Regions from separate parts of the Mus musculus genome. Here region 2 is linked to region 1. A link is a loop called in an ENCODE intact Hi-C map of the cell type or tissue named here. Cell type or tissue: left cerebral cortex. All regions are shown on one strand. Region 1 holds the start of Agbl3 (ATP/GTP binding protein-like 3). Region 2 overlaps Agbl3 (ATP/GTP binding protein-like 3).

The links. A loop is a pair of places that touch in the nucleus more often than their neighbours do. Peaks named below come from ENCODE experiments on the same cell type or tissue, not always from the same donor. Only the 100,000 strongest peaks of a DNase experiment are listed, where the experiment ranks them.
Region 2: it touches region 1 in a loop (4-fold over the local background); 2 of 42 quality-filtered maps call a loop at or near these places.

Annotation. Positions count from the first base shown.
Region 1 is chr6:34,779,567-34,782,066 of GRCm38, forward strand. Agbl3 (ATP/GTP binding protein-like 3) reads left to right here and starts at 866. Exons shown (of 20, transcript NM_001289656.1): 1 at 866-1,493. In left cerebral cortex, a CTCF peak has its summit at 1,248; DNase peaks (open chromatin) are centred at 843 and 1,302; H3K4me3 peaks cover 1,422 bases; H3K27ac peaks cover 1,385 bases.
Region 2 is chr6:34,831,177-34,833,676 of GRCm38, forward strand. It overlaps Agbl3 (ATP/GTP binding protein-like 3), which reads left to right. Exons shown (of 20, transcript NM_001289656.1): 16 at 1,329-1,400. Among named protein-coding and RNA genes, the nearest start is that of Gm46957, 17 kb to the right of the region's middle. In left cerebral cortex, no CTCF peak of the experiment used is centred here; a DNase peak (open chromatin) is centred at 1,372.

The DNA.
Region 1 (2,500 bases):
CCCAAAGAAACAGAAAGTCTCAAGGTCTGACACAAACACATTCCCAGAAAGTTAACAAATCTAGAGATGCTAACCCATTTCCATGCTGAAACTGAAGCGCTTAATGCGAACCATGAGGGCACTGAACACCTCCTCATTCTTTTTGTCTATATGGGTTTTTCTTTTATTAACTTTACTTGGAAAACTGTTCCAACTGTATTATCCACCAAAGTGAAAAGTGACCAACAAATCAGGGTTAAATATACACACACAAACACAGATCCTAAGACTGCTGTGGGGGTCTTATTGACTTAAATAAGGCAAGGTGGGAGATTTGCTTTGTGAAAGTGTTGGCTAACAAAGAATTTCTAAGCTGATGAAATTTTTGAGAATTTACCCTTATACATATAACCATGACTCCTCCAAATCAAGTATTTTAAGTCTCACTTCCAGAATAAGAATGAATTATAATTGTGCAAAATAGAACTCAACCTTTTAACTTCAAATAAATTAGTTCATTTTTATTAATAAGGTTCAGTTCAGAAAATTAACTTGCCCGTGGTCATCAGGTTGTTAAAAGTCAAGGGGGGCTCTAGACACAAGCCTTAAACTGTATGTTCTACTGCCTTCTCAGCGCAGGCACCTAGCAAACAAGTTATAGTCACTCAGAACAAACTGCAGTCGCATCTTCCCCAGTGCTAAACTCTCCCTCCTGCAATGCTCAAACCGGTCCATACCATAAGCCAAGCCAGGAGTTCCCATCATCCCCTAGCATCAATGTCTCCCGCCAAAAACCTCACCACCTTCACAGCTGTCCCTAGGAAGAAATCACTAAAGCTCCCCAAAGTCTCGCGAGAGTACAGCCGTTGCCCTGGCAACAAGCGGCCTGCTCTCTCAGCGACCGCTGAATTTCGATGGCATTTGCTCTGACCCTGTCGTCGCCCGGTGCCTGGGGGACATCCTAAAGTATTCTCCCGGCAGGGGTGGGACGACCGGCGGACTTGAAGAGGCCCAGGGAACGAGGCGGGCGGCGGACGCGCCGCTTAGGCAGCGGGGAGCGGGGGAAATGCGGCCCTCGGCGCGGGACGGCGCGGGGCCCGCGTGAGTGAGGAGGCTCCGCGCGGGTCCCGCCCCGAGAGAAGGCCTGGCGCGGCCGCACGCCCCCCGCTCGCCGCTTCGGGCGCGGACCGGCGTCCGCGGGCTTCCGGCGCCTAGCGCCTGCACGCCTCGTCCGCGCACGTAAGGAGCTGCCGCCGGGCGTCCCGGCGGGTTGTCGTAATTTCGAGCCGTCATCCGGGGCTGAAGCTTCGGTCTCCGCCCCGAGATGTCACCTAGAAACCGCTCTCTCGACTGCAGTTGGCGTTTATGATGAAGCTTCGCGAGGCCTTCCGCGCCGTCCGCGCCCCCGAACGCGCTCGTCTGTAGACGTCAACCGGGGGCTGAGAAGGTGTTTGTCGGCGGTGGTCAAAAGGCTCGCTTTTAGAGAGAACCAAACACCAGTAGTTGTGAAATTGGTAAATTCTTTTGGTGTCCTCCAAAGTGTAAAAGCTTGGCAAGGATGATTTCATTGCAAATAAGAAAAGAGGAAACGTATACCTAAAACTGTATTATCCCCAAAGGCACAATCACTGGCATGTGTAGCAGGAGGAAAATGTCATTTTAGTAAAATGCCAATTTCAGGCTTGCCTAGAAGCAACAGTGGTCATCTCCAGCCGGACCTTCTGGTAGCTATTCCAATACAAATGGTGTCATTGGCTTTAAAAGTTAAATATACAGTAATGATCACGGTTAAAGAGAAACTTAAGTTATACACACTGAAGCTCGGGTCAACTGAAAGTTCAAGAGAAAGGGGAAAGTTTTTACACTATTGCTACATTTTATTGTCTGAATAATTATAACTTTTCTTGTGTACTTTTTAATGCGTGAAGACAATCCCCATTTACTATTGCAGTGTAGTGTTTAGTTATGAATATAAAATGTAAATGGCCTGGCTATATACTGTGGAAGTTTTTCAACTAAATTATTTACGTGATTTGTCTCTCTTGTTTCAACAGATTTTTTAAGTTTTATTTTTGTTCATAAAACATACTGACAGGTTATAAATATATCCCCCTTCATCTCTTCTAAAATTCACACCCCCATTCCATATCCACTCATCATCTTAAATTTTTTATTTAATTAAAATATAATTACATCATTTATCCCCCTTCCAACCCTCTCAGATACATATCCTCTTTTGCTATTTATTATCATTGTGTGTTTAAATAAATATATAAATGCAACTTGCAGAAGCCTATTGAATATTGCTTATGTGTATATTCTTTGTAGGACTGAACATCTGGTATTGGATATCTGTTTAGGAAGCTTGCTTTGTAGTAACGGATAGTTTTGTAAAATCTTTGAATTTGAAATTAATTTCCTGTATCCTTACTAGTTTAGTTTTCAGAGATCTGTCACTCTTAATTAAATACAATTGGACAGGTTTTGTAGTATTCATTTAATACAGAACCTGCACACCTTT
Region 2 (2,500 bases), 52 kb after region 1:
ATCTGTACATTTTTTTCTAGTAAGATGGCCATTTTCACTAAGTTAATCCTACCAATCCATGAGCTTCGGAGATCTTTCCATCTTCTGATATCTTCTCCAGTTTCTTTCTTCAGGGACTTGAAGTTCTTATCATACAGGTCTTTTATTTGCTTGGTTAGAGATACACCGAGATATTTTATATTATTTGTGGCTATTGTGAAAGGTGGTGTTTCCCTGTTTTCTTTCTCAGCCCCTTTGTCATTTGTATAAACTAGGGCTACTGATTTTTTTTCTTTGACTTAATTTTATATCCAGCCACTTTGCTGAAGTTGATTGTCAGCAATAAGAGTTCTCTGGTAGAATTTTGGGGGTTACATAAGTATAATATGTCATCTGCAAATAGTGATACTTTGACTTCTTCCTTTCCAATTCCTATCCCCTTGATCTCCGTTAGTTATCTTGGTACTCTGGCGAGAACTTCAAGTACTATATTGAATAGATAGGGAGAGAATAGGCAGCCTTGCCTTCCTTGTCCCTGATTTTAGTGGGATTGCTTCAAGTTTCTCTCCATTTAATTGATGTTGGCTATTGGCTTGATGTATATTGCTTTTGTTTAAATATGTGCGTACATACAACAATAAATGTAGTCTATGAGGGTGTGCAAAGGAAAACACAGTGGGAGTTATAAGTTTCTACATAAATTGTACTAATTTCACTAGAAAAATTTTAAAAGGTAAAATCTGATGACAGGCCTTCAAGATAAGATCTGAGTAAAAAGAACTGTGATGTTGGCTGTGAACATATAGATGCCACTCTTTCCATAACAATAAATTGTCTGAAATTTAAAAAAAATATATATATAAAGTAAAAATAATATTTTTAAATTTCTGTCTGTATATAAACTTCACATGTTAATGAATGATATAATTGTGTTATTTTGCATGTTTCTTTTTCATTTAAAATTAGAGTATTTTATAATCATTTTTCATGTGAATCAATGGCAGCAAAATATTTTACTTTGTAAAAAAAAAATCTTAATTTGTATAGGTAAACCCACTGTTTAACTTTTTCTAACTTTCCTTTATTGCAAACAACATGAAAATTTATCCATTTGTATATATACTTGTTTCTTTCTAATAAATTCCTAGAGAAGCAATTCTTATCCCAAAGGTATAAATACTTGAACTACAACAAACATGTAAATATTTGAAGATGTCATATGTTAATTTCATTGAGTTAAACTACAACTCACACAGTATGTGCGCTTTTCATTGTGAAAGGAGATAAAAACTTGGAACTGTACATAACCATGCTTTCCATTTGTCATGTTCCTGTGCCATCTTCTCCAGATCCAAGGATAGATGCACCAGATGTTTATGTGGCTCACTGTTTCAGAAGACCGTTGCCTAACCAAGGCGTGGGTGAGTAAAGTGGGCTCAGAAATGGGATCGCCTACAATCTGTATATGTGCAATAACAGTCATCTTTATATCCCATCAAGCTCTATTTTAAAGAAGAAGAAGATGGTCTAGTAAAAAGAGAGAAAAGAGGGAGATAAAATTGTACTTACGGTACTGAATATATATATATATATATATATTACTGTCAGCGCTGCCCTCCCTTTTATGCTTAGGGTGCCAGCATTCACCCTACCAAACATTTTGGAGCATAATTTTTTGCTTCTTTCCAGATCTGGAAATGTATAGAAAAAGCCAACTGAAATGAGATTGCTTATACATGAACTTGTTTTTAATTTTGTATTAACTGTCATTTGACCTTTTCTCATATGTGTGTGTATATATATGTATATGTGTGTGTGTGTATATATGTGTGTGTGTGTGTGTGTGTGTAGCTTTTACCACCTACCCTCTCTTTTGTTTTTTATTTTTTATTTATTTTTTACACTCCATATTCTATTCCCCACCCTCCACCTCTCCATATCCTCACCTCCCCCCCCCCCAAACCCCCACCACATCTGACCTCTAAACTCCCTGGGGCCTCCAGTCTCCTAGAGGTTAGGTGCATAATCTCTGAATGAACACAGACCTGGAAGTCCTCTACTGTATGTGTGTTGGGAGCCTCATATCAGCTGGTCTATGCTTGCTGTTTGGTGGTACAGTGTTTGAGAGATCTCAAGGGTCCAGATTAATTGAGACTGTTGGTCCTCCTACAGAATCGCCCTTCTCCTCGGCTTCTTTCAGCCTTCCCTAATTCAACAACAGGGGTCAGCTGCTTCTGTCCATTGTTTGGGTGCAAATATCTGCATCTGACTCTTTCAGCTGCTTGTTGGGTCATTCGGAGTGCAGTCATGATAGGACCCTTTTTGTGAGCACTCCACAGCCTCAGTAATAGTGTCAAGCCTTGGGACCTCCCTTTGAGCTGGATCCCACTCTGGGCCTGTCACTGGACCTTCTTTTCCTCAGGCTCCTCTCCATTTCCATCCCTGTAATTCTTTCAGACAAAAACAATTATGGGTCAGGGATGTGACTGGGGTGGCAACACCATCCCTCATTTGCTATCCT